Regions from separate parts of the Homo sapiens genome. Here regions 1, 3 and 4 are each linked to region 2. Evidence: chromatin contacts called from ENCODE Hi-C or POLR2A ChIA-PET data. All regions are on one chromosome and are shown on one strand. The core of a region is the stretch at or near the end of the contact, and the rest is flanking DNA. Distances in the headings are between cores, read along the strand shown. Region 1 holds the start of PARP11 (poly(ADP-ribose) polymerase family member 11). Region 2 holds the start of FKBP4 (FKBP prolyl isomerase 4). Region 3 overlaps WNT5B (Wnt family member 5B). Region 4 holds the start of FBXL14 (F-box and leucine rich repeat protein 14).

The links. Hi-C counts contacts between places; a loop is a spot of excess contacts on that map. ChIA-PET counts read pairs that join two places held with the same protein, here RNA polymerase II (POLR2A). Pooled maps may share reads with other maps.
Region 1: a loop to region 2 is called in a map of B cell, with 7 times the contacts of the local background. The contact joins the promoter of PARP11 here to the promoter of FKBP4 in region 2. A Hi-C loop is called at or near these places in 2 of 168 maps with a recorded cell type or tissue (B cell and gastrocnemius medialis), 1 of 37 single-sample maps with no recorded cell type and 9 of 50 pooled maps.
Region 3: a loop to region 2 is called in a pooled map, with 2.0 times the contacts of the local background. The contact joins the enhancer-like site here to the promoter of FKBP4 in region 2. A Hi-C loop is called at or near these places in 1 of 168 maps with a recorded cell type or tissue (B cell) and 4 of 50 pooled maps. POLR2A ChIA-PET finds 5 or more read pairs at or near these places in 1 of 52 experiments (OCI-LY7).
Region 4: a loop to region 2 is called in a map of CD8-positive, alpha-beta T cell, with 22 times the contacts of the local background. The contact joins the promoter of FBXL14 here to the promoter of FKBP4 in region 2. A Hi-C loop is called at or near these places in 1 of 168 maps with a recorded cell type or tissue (CD8-positive, alpha-beta T cell) and 6 of 50 pooled maps. POLR2A ChIA-PET finds 5 or more read pairs at or near these places in 1 of 52 experiments (WTC11).

The regions. Positions count from the first base shown.
Region 1 is chr12:3,872,126-3,875,274 of GRCh38, reverse strand. PARP11 (poly(ADP-ribose) polymerase family member 11) reads left to right here and starts at 1,876. Exons shown (of 8, transcript NM_020367.6): 1 at 1,876-2,063. The coding sequence starts at 2,046. All of the region lies in intron 1 of PARP11-AS1 (PARP11 antisense RNA 1), which reads right to left. RefSeq lists enhancers at 387-906, 907-1,427 and a silencer at 2,099-2,208.
Region 2 is chr12:2,793,361-2,796,317 of GRCh38, reverse strand. FKBP4 (FKBP prolyl isomerase 4) reads right to left here and starts at 1,348. Exons shown (of 10, transcript NM_002014.4): 1 at 1,074-1,348. The coding sequence starts at 1,178. The region is part of intron 2 of ITFG2-AS1 (ITFG2 antisense RNA 1); the gene reads left to right. RefSeq lists silencers at 300-709, 1,060-1,119, 1,150-1,529 and enhancers at 1,379-1,923, 1,924-2,469.
Region 3 is chr12:1,643,172-1,646,400 of GRCh38, reverse strand. WNT5B (Wnt family member 5B) reads right to left here. Exons shown (of 5, transcript NM_032642.3): 5 at 1-607. The coding sequence ends at 149. Among named protein-coding and RNA genes, the nearest start is that of WNT5B, 16 kb to the right of the region's middle. Within about 2 kb of position 1,705, at least 2 of the 41 ENCODE cell types and tissues checked have a DNase peak (open chromatin) inside an H3K27ac peak, as active enhancers do.
Region 4 is chr12:1,593,309-1,596,078 of GRCh38, reverse strand. FBXL14 (F-box and leucine rich repeat protein 14) reads left to right here and starts at 1,498. Exons shown (of 2, transcript NM_152441.3): 1 at 1,498-2,770. The coding sequence starts at 2,013. RefSeq lists enhancers at 794-863, 2,234-2,423 and a silencer at 1,124-1,993.

The sequences.
Region 1 (3,149 bases), core at 627-3,126, 1.1 Mb before region 2:
ACAAGGTAAATAAACAAAAGTCAATAGCTTTCCTAAATTACAGCAATAAGAAATATCTCACTTACAAAAAAACTATAAAATATCTAGGAACAAACTTCCCAAGGATTATGCAAACCTATGTGATTTTTTTTTTTTTTTTACAGATGCTGATGCAGATCTGAAAAAAAATTGTTAATGCATCTAAAGATACAGAAAACAAGTATTTCTGAATGGAAAGACCCATGATATTGAAAATTTTGAAAAAGAAGAGAATTAGGAGAGGTTCCTTTATGAAAAGGCAAATATATTAAATATGTAATGATTATAACTGTGGCATATTTTAGGAATAAGCAGATAATTAATAGAGGAGAATGTTCAGAAACAGATATATACGTGTATGTATACCTATGTATATGTATATGCAAATTTAGGTTGTAATTAACAGTGGCACTTCAAAGTAGTGAGGAAAGAATATTCACTAAATGACATGGGGGCAACTGGTCAACCATTTGGCAAAAATAATCTCTTAGTAAACTATTTTATTTCCAGGAATTAATTCCAAGAAGTAAATGGACAAATGTGAAGAAATGCCTGTTGAAGGATTTTTTTGGGATAGTGAAAAATAGAAAACCACTCAAACGTCTATTCAGTAGATTATTTCAAATGTGTGTGTCTATTTGTGTGTACGTAGTATACGCATAAGTTATGGAATGCCATGAGTCTACTTTAAAATATGGCCGGGTGCAAGATGGCTCACACCTGTAATCCCAGCACTTTGGGAGGCCAAGGCAGGTGGATCACCTGGGGTCAGGAGTTCGAGACTGGCCTGGCCAACATGGCGAAAACCTGTCTCTACTAAAAATACAAAAATTCGCGGGACGTGGTGGCGCACATCTGTAATCCCAGCTACTCAGGAGCCTGAGGCACGGGAATCGCTTGAACTCGGGAGGCGGAGGTTGCAGTGAGCCAAAATGGCGCCACTGCGCTCCAGCCTGGGCGACAGAGCGAGGTTCTGCCTAAATAAATAAATAAAATGATGAAACAGATTTAAACTTAATGGAATGGAAGGATAGCCACATAATCTTTAAAGTGAAAAAAAAATCAGGTTCTAAATCTATAGGTATTCTTTGATTACATTTTTTTCAATGTGTAGAGGCATAGAAAAGTCCAGAAGGATCTATAATGAGCTGTTTAATTTTCATTTCCTATGGGGTAGATCCTTTGTTGCATGGAAGATTATTTCACTCTGTTAGCTCTCTTTACATCAGTAGGAATACATCCTCATGGTTTTAAACATCTTGAGGGAGCTTTCCTGACACTCTACTCTAGGTAAATATGCTCGCATAGCACTCTCTATTCACCATATTACCTATAAATCATATTGCACTTTTTAACTTTTCTAAACTACTTTTTGCTTTCTTTTCTAGATTATAAAATCTTGAGGGCAGGGATAGTATGTAAAGGTTCCCTTGTGAGCAAATAACCGTCACTTATTGAACTCTGTGTGCCAAATACTGTGCTAAATGCTTTCAATAATCTCACTCATAGGGAGATATTACTACCATCTCCATTTTGAGGATGAAGATATTGAAAGATTATGAAGTTTCTCCCAAATGCCATTGCCAGGCCTGTGTGACTCTTGGTCGTTACACGGTGATCAATAAAAATTTGTTTCATAGGAAAGAAATACAGCCAGCCGTGGCTTTAAGATCACTGGGTGATACAGTTGGACCAGAAACCCTTTAAACTCCTTCGTCAGACACAGACTCGCAAGCCCCGCCCAGGACGACCGCCCGCGCGCGTATGGATAAGCGTGCAGGGGCGGGGCGAGCTTGTAGGAGTGGGGCGGAGACAGATCTGACTGGCCAACGTCGGGCGGAAGTCGGGAGGTTGGGTGGTCTGTAAACGCTGGCTTGTGACAGGGAGGGGGAGGAGGAAGGCCTTCGTAAAGGTTGCATCTCCGTCCCTTCGCTCCCGGGGACCCGCGGGAAAAAAAAAAATCCAACACCCAGGCCCCGCGGCTAGCCCCTTCCCACAGGCTCTCTCCGCTCGATTTTGTCACCGTTATGTGGGAAGCGAATCCAGTGAGTAGCCGGGCGGGACGGGGCGGGCCCAGGGGGCGGGGTTGATGAGAGAGGGGCGGGAGGGGGTCACCGGAACTGCTTCCCCGCGCTCGCTTCAGTCTGGGTGTTGAGTTCCGGGACCGGAGTTCCCGGGCCTTTTGGCTTCTGTAGTCTGTACCTTTTTAAGCAGTGGAAGTGCCTGGGTGGATTCTCCAATGCTTTATTGTTTTCTTGTTACAATTATTTATTTTACTTCCCGTGATGTTTCAGCCTCATCCCTTCACCATTTGTTGTTGTTGTTGTTTTTGAGACGGAGTCTCGCACTGTTGTCCAGGCTGGAGTGCAGTGGCGTGATCTCGGCCCACCGCAACCTCCGTCTCCCGGGTTAAAGCGATTGTCGTGCCTCAGCCTCCCGACTGCCTTCACTGTTTTTTGAAACTTTGTGTTTTGCTTTCTAATTGGAGTAACTGGCCTTGGAACCTGTAGTCAGTCATTTGCCTCAGGTTTACCTGCCAGTCCCACCAGTCTAAAGCAAGGGAATTGGGACCCCCTTGTCTTGAATGGGCCTAAGAGGAGCCATCAGTTCTCCTTTTCCCTTCTTGGTGGACAGTCGTTTAAAACTTGGAGTATGGACTGTATGTTCTTAGATGTTTTCGTTCGGTGGACAAAGTGATCTGGAGCATTTCAACTGCAAGTCTGCCTTCTTCCTTGGCTGACTCTGGTATTTTCATTATGACTTCATGTGTCTTTGTCTACTTTGCTTTTATACATTTATTTATTTAAAGTGCAACGTAGGGGCCGAAAACTTTAGTACCTTTCCTCACCACCCATTGTAAGGATCACAGCCACCACTCCTTAAAACAGAAGATAGGTTAACAAGGTAAAAGCAGAGCAAATCTAATCAAAGTTTTACACCACCAGGCACTTCAGAGACCAGGGAGATCTCTATTTTTATGCGTAGGACCCATGAAGAATAGACAACTGTGTAAAAATGTGACTGGACAAAGGATATACTCTAATGTTAATAAACTGAGGAAGGAAGCCCAGCAAGGTCTGTTTGTTCAGATTCTTCTTGGCCTCTCTGTGTATCATTTCTTCCTCCTACGG
Region 2 (2,957 bases), core at 99-2,598:
AGTCACATGCCACAGGAGAGCCGCTGGAGCAGACGCTTGAGGTCCCCAATAATCTGGTGCAAAGACAGATGCACTTCTGGACCAGGTAAAGGCCCCCTGAGGTGGGTGCCGCACACGCGGAGCTCAGCGGTGGGAAGCCAGGATGAGGACGCAGCAGCGGATGGGGAGAAGGCATAAGACGCAGGCTGGGAATTCACCATCTCTGATTCTCCCTGGAACCTGCTCCGACCCAAGGCAGGTTGTCCTGGCCCAGGTCAAGATGCCCTCCCCGCAGCTCCCCAGGCTATTTGTAGTCGAGCGGTCACTCGGCGGCAGGCTCCACAGCAGAGCGCCTCCTCCCCGCCCCACACCCCGCAGCCCTGGCTCCGGGAGGCGGCGGAGGGGGGAGGGGACTACAGCTCCCGGCATGCCCCGCGCCCGGCCTCCCCGGGGCCGAGGGAGGGGGCGCCGCGCGGCGAGTGGGGACCTCGCTGGGTCCCGGCGTCGGCAGGGGACCCCGGGAGGGCGCCGGAACCCTGTCGCGCCTGCGTCGCACAAAGGCCGAAGGGCCAGGAAAGCACTGTGGGGAGTCGCTCCCCGTCCTGGCCCGTGTTCCACCGCCCGGGTGGGCGAGCCCTGGCACCGCCACCAACGAGGCGGCCCGCGGCTGGCAGCTCCGCTGGGGCCGCGAGGTCGGGGGCGGCGTGGCGTGGGAGGCCCGGCCTGGCCCCGGGCTGCGGCTCGGGTGCCCGCGGCGGTCGCCTCGCCCCGCCCCTCTCCGCCGCCCCGCGCGCGCCGGGGTGGGCACTGCAATCCCGACCCCCTGCCCGGGCCCGGGCGCTGCCGGCTGGGGAGCCTGGGGCCTCGGCCCGCGCACCTAGGCCGCCCCCCTGCCGAGCGCATGGCCGGCCTCGGTGCCTTAAACGACGCAGCCCGGTCCGGGACGGCGATGCCACCGGCCCCCGGCGGGACGGCCGCGAGGCTGCAAAGGCGGCCGCCTCGACCCGTGCCCGGCCGCGGGCTCCGGGCGCGGCGGAAGGGCGGCCCGCGGGGCCCCGGGTTCCGACGCCTCCGCAGGCCCCGCCGCCCCTCACCTTCAGCACGCCTTCGTCCTGTTTGGGGCTGATGTCCACTCCCTCCATGGGCAGCGGCGCCGACTGCGCCCCGCTCTCGGTCGCCTTCATCTCCTCGGCTGTCATCTCCGCGCGGCGCGCCGTTTATCCGGGAGCTGGTGCCGGCGCGAGCGCACTCTGGGCCGCGGGCGGGGGCGCTACCTGCGGGGCGTGCGGGAGGCCGGGCGCGGCGGCACTGACTGCGGACCGCGAGGAGGCTTGAGCACCTCTGCACGCGGCGCGAGAGCTGGGGTAGGTGGGTCAGGAGCGGCTCGGGGAGCGATTGGTCCCGCCCCGCCGCGAGGGAGGGGCTGGGAGGAGCGGGAGCGCAGACAGAGGGGGCGGGGTGCAGAACTTTCTAGAGACGGCGGGACTGAGCCGGTTCGGGCTCAGTGCTGCGGGCGCTTCGGAATTTTTTTTTCTTTTTTTTTTTTTGGTTCTTGCCTCCTTCTGGCTGCCTGCCCCCTCCCCCTTCTCCTGGGACCCTCGGACTCGGGATCTCCCCGGCGGCCTCCCTTGGCCCTTCCTCCCTCCCTCCCATCCCCGCCCGCTTCCCTGTCTAACCGGATTCTTCCAGATTCTTCTCGATCGATCTCCCGACATCACTCCACCAGTCCGCTGCGCCTGCGGCGGGGTGTGGGGAGCGCAGGCTGCGGGATGGCAGTGGCGGCGCCCCCTCCCCGGGACCGGCCGTCACCACGGGCGGCGTGGCCTCTCTGCTATGACCCGCGTAGACCCTTCCCTACTTGGGGGAAAGAGGGCAAGGGCGTGCGCGGGGAGCGGGGAGTGAGTGGACAGCGCTGCCCCGCTGCAGAGAGCCGGGGAAAGCGACCTCGATTTCCCCAGATCCGAGAAGCCCCGGCCAGGCAGCGATGCCTCGCTCAGCGCCTGCAGATGCTGCGAGCAGCGGGGTTGGCAAGGCATGGCCCGCCCAGCTCGGAACTCAGATGGGGCACACACTCAGGGGACCCTTCCCGGCGGTAATAAAACTGCCGTTTCCGCGAATGCTTACAAAGATGGGTTCCCCTCACGAAAAAAGTCACTCGGTTTTCCTAAAGGCCCACAGAAGGAGTATTTTCTTCTCAATGTTTGCTTCCCGAGTGTTTTTCGACAGGCTGTGGAGCGCGCAGGTGCCGGTGTCACCTAAGCTATGGTCGTGGGACCTAGAGAGCCATCTAGAGAGGGGCCTGGTTTTGCTCAGCACCTAACCCCAGTTTAGCATAGTGCCTGGTGAGTGATGTCCCAATAGTTACTGGCTGCATGAATTTTCCTTTTTTAAATTTCTTTTTCCAAGTCTTGGCTGATTTTTTTTTCTTTTTTTTTTTTTTTTGAGACAGGGTCTTGCTCTGTCGCCCAGGCTGCAGTGCGGTGGTGCGATCTTGGCTCTCTGTAGCCGGGACTACAGGCGTCCGCCACCACGCCGACTAATTTTTGTATTTTTAGTAGAGACGGGGTTTCGCCATGTTGCCCAGGCTGGTCTCGAACATCTGGTCTCAAATGATCCGCCCGCCTCGGCCTCCCAAAGTTCTCGGATTACAGGCGTGAGCCACTGCGCCCAGCCTGAATTTTTATTCCAATAATAACTGTATTTTTGGACTTCCCGTTATGTGCCCGGCACTGTGCGATTGGACGCCATTAGTCTCATCAAACTAAATTGAAAGCTTTTTAGAGATGAACTTTCAGCGTCATAATGTGATGATTTATTGTAGTCCCTGCCGACGGAACTTGAAAGGGATGCAGAAGAAAAAGCCCTTCGCTTCAGCAATTTACAGCCCAAATGAGTTGAGCCATAATGAAGACGTCTCTTTAGGTGGCTGGAGACAGCTTCAGAGGATACGGGGCGCTGCCTCTGTAGGGGTTAAATCC
Region 3 (3,229 bases), core at 456-2,955, 1.2 Mb after region 2:
AAATAAGCTCTTCCTTTCCATTTTCATCTTTCCATTGTATAGCACCCACCCATTTACTTATACAAATATAAAATAGATTTATATAGATTTATATAATATAGACCTTTGTGAGGCAGAGTGCAGGGGGGCCGGGAGCAGGCCCTCCGGGCTATTTACAGATGTACTGGTCCACGATCTCCGTGCACTTCTTACACCTGACGAAGCAGCACCAGTGGAACTTGCAGTGGCAGCGCTCCACCTGCACGCTCTTGAACTGGTTGTAGCCACGCCCGCAGCACATGAGCTCACAGCCATCCATGCCCTCCGAGGTCTTGTTGCAGAGGCGGCCCTGCGTGCCCAGGGAGCCCGTGCTCTCGTTGCGCAGGCAGTAGTCGGGGCTGGGGTCCACATAGACCAGGTCCTCCGGGGTGGGCTGGGTGAAGCGGCTGTTGACCAGCTCCAGCCGGCCCTTGCGGGTGACGCGCATGGCGGCCGCGCTGTCGTACTTCTCCTTCAGCCGGTCCCCGACCTTGCGGAACTCGGCCAGCTGCAGCCAGCAGGTCTTGAGGCTGCAGGACCCCGAGACGCCGTGGCATTTGCAGGCTACGTCTGCCATCTTATACACAGCCTAGGGGAAGAGAAAGAAGGCAGTAAGAAGGAGGATCCCGGTGGAAGAGGCCCAGAGGGTGGCTGGGGTAGCCACAGGCCTAGTACACAGGAGGGGCCGGTAGGGTAGGGGATAGATAGCTTTTCAAATGCATGCAAAGATCTTTCCAAGATGCTCAGGTGCTCAGGGGGAAAACATAAAAGAGGCACCACAGAAAAGAACCCTGGGGCGGCAAGGCAACTTGTCCCCATCAGCCGGGAGGATGGCACCAGGCACTTTCACTTTCTACTCTACTGGTTTCTCATTCCTCAAAACCTGTTACAATCAATGCATCCTTTTCACAATCGGAAAACAAAGATATCTCCATCTTGATCAAAGCCTCAAACAAATAAATAATAACCAACAAAATACAGCCAGGCACTGTGGCTGGTGCCTGTAGTCCCAGCTACTGGGGAGGCTGAGGAAGGAGGATCACTTGAGCCCAGGAATTTGAGGATGCAGCAAGCTATGCTTGTGCCACTGCACTCCAGCCTGGGCAACAGGGCAAGACTCCATCTCTAGAAACAAAGCAAAACAAAACAAAATAACAAAATGTGTCCAGCTTTTGCGTAATAGGAGCACAAGTCAGAAAAAAGAATCCAATTGTATCACAAGCCTATCACAGAAATCACTGGCATAGCCGTGGTTAGCCCAAAACTCTCCCTGATCCTGTCAAATACCCTGAGAATTAAATGGTCCCTTTCCCCATGTTACCATGTAGTCACTAACTCCATAGAGTCATCAGGAGTCTTGCCATACACCATCCATTTGTGAGCAAGACCACCGTCTTCCTCCCGAGCAGCCCCCAGACGCCCCCTTGGGAGAGCTGGAGTAACACAGTGAAGCAACGTGCAAGGGAACTGCAAGCAGCTGGGCCTGCCTGCAGGAGCGGTTCATCTAAAACAAGTCTACCCCAGAAGTCACAGAACCGCCACAACGTGGAGTAGATTTGAACTTGAGTTATCCCAAATCAAAATGTAAAAGCAAGAGCAGACCAGAAAGCTGCTTACAGAGTGCTTTTCAACGGCAGCATGCTGACGCACCATGGCAACCAACCCTGGCAGCAGGCCTAGACGTGCAGATGGCGGGATGAAAACGCAAGCCGGCTGCAGAGCATTTTCTTATGCATGGCTATTGTCACCAACTGAGTCAGGACTCATTTTTCAAGGGTTTCTCTTAGATTTCTTTTCAAGAGCCCCCAGATTGTGTCTTTATTCAGAGCTAAGCAGAGACCACTGCAGGTGCAAGAGACAGCACAGCCATCATCAGTGCATATGACTGTTGGCAAAAGTCTTCCTGAGTTTTTTCTGGTACGGAATTATTCCCACTATTTTATGGTGGAGAAACTGAAGCTCTAGAGAGGCTCACTAACCTCCAAGGCCACCCAGAAAGGACTCAGAATAACAAGCACTTATCCACTCCAATCTCGGGGCTTAAAGCTGGCTTAGAGCAGAGGAGGAAGGAAGGCTCTCCCCAAGGTTAAAGGCACCAGCACTTAGCCGGGCAGCTCCAGGTCCAAGACATAAAGGAACTGACACCCCATCCTGACAGACACTTCAAAGATGGGGCCTGCAATGACCCTTCCATCCCAAATGCCCTGGGTCTGAGCTGCAGCCTGACATTCCTCTGGAAATGGTCCTTGGCTTAGAGATGGATGACAGGCGTCTGGCACTGCTGAGAGGAGGAAACATTAAGGGTTGGAAACTGTGCACTTTGCCACTTAGCAACTCGGAGCACGGATAAGCATCTCTTGCAGGGGCAAACACTCAGACAGAGTTGGGGAAGGAGAGTCGGAGCAAGACCCTGCAGGGCAAGGACCAGAATTTTAGGAAAACAAATCCAAGAGGAAGTGCACCAGCTTAAACACCCCCTCCATCCTTCCCTGAATTCAAAGACATTGTAGAGATAGGAATATCTGCAATTTTTTTCATATTTTACTACTGATTTTATATATATATATGTATATATACAAAATCTCCTTTTGTAGATATATATATATATATATAGGCTCCTTTTGTAGGCGATAGGGGGAAATGCCGATTTTCAGCCCAGACTGCTAATTCAAAAAGCAAAAAAAAAAAAAAAAAAAGCTTTCAAAAATGTTTTAGTTCGCCGGGCATGGTGGCTTATGCCTGTAATCCCAGCACTTTAGGAGGCCAAGGCGGGCGGATCACCTGAGGTCGGGAGTTCAAGACCAGCCTGACCAACATGGAGAAACCCCGTCTCTACTAAAAATGCAAAATTAGCCCAGGCGTGGTGGCACATGCTTGTAATCCCAGCTACTAGGGAGGCTGAGGCAGAAGAATCGCTTGAACCTGGGAAGCAGAGGTTTGCAGTGAGCCGAGATCGCGCCATTGCACTCCAGCCTGGGCAACAAGAGCGAAACTCCGTCTCAAAAAAAAAGAAAAAAGTTTTAGTTCTACGATCTGTCCCTGGAAAAGCGCCTCTCAGCTCCTCTTCCACTTCTATCTAATGGTGTGCTGAGCCTGGTGACAGACAGGAATGTTACAGGATTAGGCACCAGGCTTTTATCTGGAAAATGCTTAGAAATCCTTGAGTGGCAAAACACCATCAGCCACTGGTGTTGCCGCCACCGTCTAAGAA
Region 4 (2,770 bases), core at 249-2,748, 1.2 Mb after region 2:
GGTGTATTATGCCTATTACTGAATCTGTATGTATTTGGTCTAATAGTGGTTGCTTGGGCAAAAGTTACTCTCCTACACTGAATATGGAACCCCTTCCAAATCTTGTTCAGGTCCTCAAAGAATCAATGAAACCATTTTCCCTTTCTGATAAATCCGCTGGTCTTGTATCTAGTTGTGTGGATCCATAAATTAAAATACAGAGGATCATTTTCTCTGATCCAAAAATTCTTGGTTTGGGGGTAGTTAAAATGAAACTTCTGAAATTCTATCCTTAGTACGGACATTTAGGACCCAGGGGCTACATCCTAGAATGGAATTGTGCCCTGCTTCCATAAAACGGTTGATAAACCAACAGACACGACTGGATTGTCTTAAACCAAGTTCAACTGTCATTCCATTTTAATCAAAAAGTAAATTGGATTCAGCATATACGAATATATTGACTATCAGTACAACTGAGCCATACAACTGATAGTCTAAGGCTGATGACAAGGAGAAAGCTCCTAAAACAAGGCTTAGGGGAAGGCTGTTCCCCTGTAAGCAAAGCGGACTGAGGGCATTGGTGGCGCAGCAGCGTTCAGAAGTAGAGGGAAGTTTTGATGTATCAAGTACCGAGGGAAACACACACAGCGTGTCTGGAAACCATCAGAAGATGCTAGAAGGAAGTAGTCATGGATAATTCTAGAAATTTCTAGAACACCGACTGGAGGGGGTCATTGTTTAAGATGAGTACAGCCGAGTTTCTCTCCAATTTAAGACACAAGACTGGAGAGAAAGGCGTCGTAGTAAACAGCCCCAACCGGGGGAGCAGGGGGTGTGATAATGAGGCGTTAAGGGGCATTAGGGACAGTAAGAAAAGGAGAGTTGGGGTGACGATTATTGAGCACTGCTATAGGAGGCGGCTCTCGCAGGGATAATCAAGGGAGAGGGGTGTGAAATAAGGGTAACGAATTGCAGGGGTAAACTGTGGGAAGGGGCTGCGCAGACTTCAACAGCAAAGAAAAAGAAGGAACGGGGCTGGGGCGTGGCCCAGAGAGGGAACGGCTCAATAACGGGCTACCGGGTGAAAAGAAGCCGGGTGGGGAGGCGCTCTGCTGACAGCTGCCGCTCCCCCGTGGCGCCCACAGGGTTAAAAATCAGGGGCCACGGGACCAGGCCGAACTCGGTTTCCAGGGCAACGGCTCCACAGTTCCGGCAGCGCAGGCCCGTACCATTGCGCGGGCGCGGGGGAGCGGGAGCGGCGGAGGGGACGCGCTGCAGGGCGGCGGAGCCGGGGCCGGCCCGGGCGCTACCAAACGCACGGCCCGCCTGCTCGCCCGGGGTCTGCGCCGAGCCGCGCTCCGGCCGGACGGCCGCGGCGTCCTTGGTGCGGGGGCCGGCAGCTCCCAAGTGGCCGCGGACGGCGGGGGAGAAGGAACGCACGCCGCCGGCCGGGATTGGCCTCCTGGTCCCCCCGCCTGGGCGGCGGAGTGCGGGCGGCCCGGGGCTGGGAGGTTTGAAAAGCGGGCGAGAGACAAAGGCAGCAGGAAGCCTCCTCCGCGCCCGGAGCCCGTGCGCCCGGCCCCCGGGGCCCCCTCGCCGCCCGCCGGCCCGCGGAGCAGCGGCGGCGGCAGGAGGCGGAGGATGCGGCAGGGGGCGTGGGCGCGGCGGCGCGGGCGGAGCGGCGCGGCCCGGGCGCGGCGTGGGTAGAGCCGAGGCGGCGGCGGCGGCCGGCCTCCGGGAGCGAGAGCGAGGCGCCTTCCCCGCCCGGGATGTGAGCGCCGTGCGGAGCCCGGGGCGGGGGAGGGCCGGGCCGGAGGCGCAGCCGGCAGGAAGGAAGGACGGACGGACCAGGAGGAGGAGCGGCGGCGGCGGCCGGAGCCGGAAGGCGGGGAGGGGCCGGCCGTTGGGCCCGAGGCGGCGGCGGCGGCGGCGGCGGCGGCTGGGGAGAAGCGCTCTCGTCGCCTGCCCGAGGCCGGAGCGGCGGGGCCCGCGCCTCCTCCCCCCAGCGCCGCGGAGGGGGGAGGAGGAAGATGGAGACCCACATCTCATGCCTGTTCCCGGAGCTGCTGGCCATGATCTTCGGCTACCTGGACGTCCGGGACAAGGGGCGCGCGGCGCAGGTGTGCACCGCCTGGCGGGACGCCGCCTACCACAAGTCGGTGTGGCGGGGGGTGGAGGCCAAGCTGCACCTGCGCCGGGCCAACCCGTCGCTGTTCCCCAGCCTGCAGGCCCGGGGCATCCGCCGGGTGCAGATCCTGAGCCTCCGCCGCAGCCTCAGCTACGTGATCCAGGGCATGGCCAACATCGAGAGCCTCAACCTCAGCGGCTGCTACAACCTCACCGACAACGGGCTGGGCCACGCGTTTGTGCAGGAGATCGGCTCCCTGCGCGCTCTCAACCTGAGCCTCTGCAAGCAGATCACTGACAGCAGCCTGGGCCGCATAGCCCAGTACCTCAAGGGCCTGGAGGTGCTGGAGCTGGGAGGTTGCAGCAACATCACCAACACTGGCCTTCTGCTCATCGCCTGGGGTCTGCAGCGCCTCAAGAGCCTTAACCTCCGCAGCTGCCGCCACCTTTCGGATGTGGGCATCGGGCACCTGGCCGGCATGACGCGCAGCGCGGCGGAGGGCTGCCTGGGCCTGGAGCAGCTCACGCTACAGGACTGCCAGAAGCTCACAGATCTTTCTCTAAAGCACATCTCCCGAGGGCTGACGGGCCTGAGGCTCCTCAACCTCAGCTTCTGTGGGGGAATCTCGGACGCTGGCCTCCTGCACCTGTCGCACATGGG